Linked DNA regions of Homo sapiens: region 2 is linked to region 1. A link is a loop called in an ENCODE intact Hi-C map of the cell type or tissue named here. Cell type or tissue: endothelial cell of umbilical vein. All regions are shown on one strand. Region 1 overlaps PTPRB (protein tyrosine phosphatase receptor type B). Region 2 overlaps PTPRR (protein tyrosine phosphatase receptor type R).

Region 1 (2,500 bases):
TGGCGCCGTGGCTTGTGCCTGTGATCCTAGCACTTTGGGAGGCCAAGGTAGGCGGACTGCTTGAGGCCAGGAGTTTGAGACCAGCCTGGCCAACATGGTAAAATCCTGTCTCTACTAAAAGAACAAAAATTAGCTGAGCCTGGTGGCACACGCCTGTAATCCCAGATACTTGGGAGGCTGAGGCACAAGAATTGCTTGAACCTAGGAGGTGGGGGTTGCAGCGAGCCGAGATTGTACCACTGCACTCCAGCCTAGGCCTGGGAGACAGAGCAAGACTCTGTCTCAAAATGTAAAAATAATAAATAAATAAATAAAAGTTCTCCTGAGAATTATGCTGACATGCTGAGAGCCCCTAATGTTCTGTGATCTTCCATTTCCAAGTTATTTGAGGTGAGTGATAAAATATTGGAGATGACAGAGATGCTTGTCCTGTGAAATACTAAAAGTCGCTTAGTTTAAGCTCTGTAGGTCTTTGATCATCATCCAGTGGATATTAATATTTGGAAGATGAGGAGATTACTGCAAGACACATTGGCAAGCTAAGTGGGTGTCATGATCCTTTTCTTTGACATTGTTCTAAGAAGAACAGTGAATCCATGTAGTTATTTCCCTATTATCAGGCGAACTAAGAAAGAAGGTATTTGAATTTCACTCTAAATATGGAGTATTTCACATTACAAGGATTATCAAGCAAATGTTGAACTTGGAAGTGCAACTCTCTTATTTGACAATATGAGTACAAGTATTTGACAGTATGAGGATACTGAAACATGAGTCTTGGTATTCTTGCTGTCACGATTATATTGCAAAGCTTTGGGCAAGTTATAACCTCTTTGAGCCTGTTTTCTCATTTCAGTATCCTTATTCTTCCCTTCCCTAAAATCCAAATATATCCCTCTCCACTTTAATCACTCTTCATTGGTACCTGAAATCCCCACATTAGTCAACATGAGGTCAAGGCAATGGTTCCCTAATGCTGATCACTAGCAAAAGGTTCTTCTTTTGTGGGAAGGGTCAGTGTTTGTTTTCAGAATGTATGCATCTTACTCTTTTGGTGTTTGAAATGGCTTTCTTTCATGAAATAATGGAGTTACTAGTGGAAGTGATTTTAAATGTTCTAATTTGACAAATTAGGTGTTAGAAACCCCATGTTAGCCTTAAAGTCCTTAATATCTCAAATTCAGAAAACACCAGGGTATGATATTAGCAGTTACGGCAGTTACCTGGGTTACCTGGGAGAGGGAACAAATTACTCTTCCATTGGTATTAACATCTTCATATTTGCCTACCTGTCCTGCCTTGGCAACGCTCAGAATTCTTCAAATTTCCACTCTCAACAATGACTTCCACCTCATACTGTCTTCCCGGTACGAGCCCCGTGTCATCCATGACATACTGTGTTTCTTCCTTTCCCACAGTGATGTTGAGCAGCACCACAGAATCATTGAAGAGTAGGATCCGATACTGCTCCCAGTCTCCAGCAGGGGGCGACCAGCTCACTACAAGAGACCTCATCCTGCCATTATTGTTTGCCTCCAGGTTTGCAACTTTGTCTGGAACTAAACGGTGAAATGATGTCAAAAAGGAGATATTACAGACCAAAAGTAAGGATACTCATTTACTTTTCTTGGGCAGCAGTAGATAGGAGACACAATATCTGCAGTTCAAAACATTTCTATCCCCTCTTGATGTCTGTGGATTGCAAATGAGTGTTCTTTATTTCGGAGACATTTGACACACAAGAAATGTCCGCTAAAATCATTTTAGTGATATCAGTAATGTAATCTTCTGTTGTAGTGTTAATAATCTAGTGATATGTGGCATCCTTTGTAAGAGATATTGGATGTCGTGATCATGAGGCATTCCTTTCTTTCTTTTCCAACTAAAAAGATTAATGTTCTTGCAAGATTAAGTTCTTTTTTTTTTTTTTTTTTTTGCTTAAAAACATTCAAGGTCTCTCTATAATCTGCAGAATAAAATGTCAAGCCCTCTGCTTACATTTTTGGCTCTTTAAGTTCAGACCCCATATCCTTCCAGTCTTAACTGAGACTACTTTCTGAAGCCATCCTCTCTCCTTCCCTACCCTTTGGAAAGCTGGCTTCCGGTTGTATGTTCTGTAGACCTGCAAGTCTCCTGGGCCCTTCTGCCTCTGGGCCTTTGCTTATTTTGTCCCCTCCACCCCAAAAGCTCTTCCCTCTTTTCCCTCTTTGTCACAAACGTTACATTTTTTAGGTCCTTATTAAAGATCATTTCTATTTCCTCCAAGTTTTTTTTTTTTTTTTTTTTTGAGACAGGGTCACACTCTATTGCTAGGCTGGAGTGAAGTGATGCAATCATGGCTCAACCACAGGGCTCAAGCAATCCTCCCAGCTCAGCCTCCTGAGTAGCTAGGACCACAGGCACATGTCACCATGCCCAGCTAATTAATTTTTTTTTTTTTTTTGTAGAGACGAGGTCTCATTATGTTGCTGAGGTTGGTCTCAAACTCCTGGGCTCAAGC
Region 2 (2,500 bases), 100 kb after region 1:
ATCACATGATTCCATTGTCTAAATGTCATCCATACTTCCCAATTGCCCATAGCAGTATTTCCCAAAATATTTATTACCTGTAAATCATTACCTCTATAACATATAGAATTATACTATATGACTTATAAATTAAGTCATCTTTTACAAAAAGAGGTTAGTACCCAAATAAATATGGGAAACATTGGGTTAAACAAATCTGAACCATATTCTTTTTACTGCAGGACTTCTCAGGGTCTTCAGTATGTTAATGGACCCTGTGAATTTCCAAGAAGGTATTGTATATAATCCTATTTGTCCGTTGGACTCAATTTTATTATACCTACTGTATTTACATACTTAACTATTATATTTATATACTTATTGATAATTCAGTTTAGAGCAGCCCTGATCAATAGAATTTTCTGAGGTGATGAAAATATTATCTATCTGTGCTGTCCAAAAAATGTAGCCTCTAGCTTTCAAGCACTTGAAATGTGGCTAGTAAAAACTGAGAAACTAAAGTTTTAATTTTATTTAATTTTAATTCATTTAAGTGTAAACTGACCTAGCCATAAGTGGGTTCTGGTTGCTCTACTTGACAGTGCAGGCCTAGAAGATGAATGCCAAGAGGGGTACTTAGCAAGATAGAGCAGATCCTTAATGATCATCCCAAGGCCTCACCAACAGCTGCTTTCCCACGTGTATCATATAATCTAGCCCCATGGACCTAGGGCAATCTCCCAAATGTTCTATGTTTTTGCAGATTTTATGCTTTTGCACATATTGTTTCCTTTGCCTTCTCTGCATGGTAAAGTCTTCCTCATTACTCAGGGCTCAATTCAGAAAATACTGTCTTTCTGAAGTTCTCCCTGACCTTCCCAGGCAGAATTAGGCATTCTCTTCTTTGCTTGGGTCCCCTGAGTTTTATTTTAGTATTTATCATCTTGTATTTTAAGTGCTTAAATTTCTGCCTGCCCTCAATGGAGTGTGGTGAGCCCCTAGAGGGCAAAGGCTGTATTTAATTCACTTTTGTATCCTTTGTGATTTCTATTTGGGATGTGGCTCACAGAGGGTTTAATGTCAGAATTAATTTCTATGAGAAAGAGTTAAAGCCCTGTTTTTGACTTTCTAGATATTTTTTTCTTTTCTTAGCAAAGAGGACAAGAAATCTTTCATGCCTTTCAGTATCCACTGATTGTTAGAAGTTTCCATAAACATCCTACACCATTCAGGCTTGAAAAGAGGCCTGCTTCCTTCAGTTTTTATAATGCCTATGATGTATATGATTTACTGGTAAAGCTAAAAACTGCTTAGAAACAGTTTCCCTGTAAAGCTAAATTATGTTGGTAATTAGTAACTTACAGTATTTTCCAAGTATTTAGAAGTTTCCAAATCCTTTTTATTAAAAATTCAGAGAGGGGAGTCTCACTTTGTTGCCCAGGCTGAATTGCAGTGGCTACTCCCAGATGTGATCACAGCTCACTGCGACCTCAACCTCCCGGGCTCAAGTGATCCTCCTGCCTCAGCCTCCCAAGTAGCTGGGACCACACATGTGCACCACCATGCCTGGCTACATTTTGTATTTTTTGGTAGAGATGAGGTTTTGCCATGTTGCCCAGGCTAGTAATTAAACTTTTTTTGTGTGTGTGGAAATGGGGTCTTATTATATTGCCCAGGCTGGTCTCAAACTCCAGGACATGAGCCACTGTGTGTGGCTCCAACTACTTCCTTTTACAAATGCAAGAATACAACATATAACTGAGTATGGGGAAATGTAGGTTTCCAAGAAAAACTCTTGTAATATATAGCTTGTACTAAAAAAAAAAGCCAAGAATTAAACAAAAAATGTATAATCATCATCGTTTTCATCACTACTGTTATAAATGAATGAAAATGGGGCTCTTGAGTACTTTGCTTTTAAAACTGTAAACTTCTCTATACATAGATGGTACCCCTATTTCCTGGAATTGGTTCTGAGGTTAGAAATGGATTCATCTTCAGTTAGATAGGGAGGGAAAGAGAAACTAACATTAGCTGAGGGCTTACTATTAGTTGGAACTTTGACAGACATTTTACACATACTATCATTTAATTTTCTCGGTAGCCTTGTAGGAGAGTATTGTTATCACTACTTTTGGGAATAAAGGATGGCATAGGGAGATTAAATATCCTGCCAAAAATTATAAATGTTTTTGTTGGGGTAGGAAATCAAATCTAATTCCAGTATCTTGCTTTAGCTACATAACTTGTTGCTTTAATGAGTGGTTCACTTATTTGCATATCTACTCTGTGCTAGGTACTTTATATAATAAAAAAGGAAACATAATTTAAGTAGGAAACATTATTAGATGTTAAAATTTTAAATATAAAATGATGACCTGAGTAAATGGCATTCTTTAAGTGTATCTATATTATCTTATATTTGTATCAACACACTGCATAAAAGAAATATGCATACAATTTATTATTATAGTGCAGCACTATTCACAATAACAAAGACATGGAAACAACCTAGATGCCC

The links. Hi-C counts contacts between places; a loop is a spot of excess contacts. Peaks named below come from ENCODE experiments on the same cell type or tissue, not always from the same donor. Only the 100,000 strongest peaks of a DNase experiment are listed, where the experiment ranks them.
Region 2: it touches region 1 in a loop (7-fold over the local background); 7 of 110 quality-filtered maps call a loop at or near these places.

What each region holds. Positions count from the first base shown.
Region 1 is chr12:70,588,675-70,591,174 of GRCh38, forward strand. It overlaps PTPRB (protein tyrosine phosphatase receptor type B), which reads right to left. Exons shown (of 34, transcript NM_001109754.4): 8 at 1,290-1,559. Among named protein-coding and RNA genes, the nearest start is that of PTPRB, 48 kb to the right of the region's middle. In endothelial cell of umbilical vein, a CTCF peak has its summit at 1,476 (motif pointing right); a DNase peak (open chromatin) is centred at 1,507.
Region 2 is chr12:70,691,911-70,694,410 of GRCh38, forward strand. The region is part of intron 8 of PTPRR (protein tyrosine phosphatase receptor type R); the gene reads right to left. Among named protein-coding and RNA genes, the nearest start is that of PTPRB, 56 kb to the left of the region's middle. In endothelial cell of umbilical vein, a CTCF peak has its summit at 984 (motif pointing right); a DNase peak (open chromatin) is centred at 981; H3K27ac peaks cover 184 bases.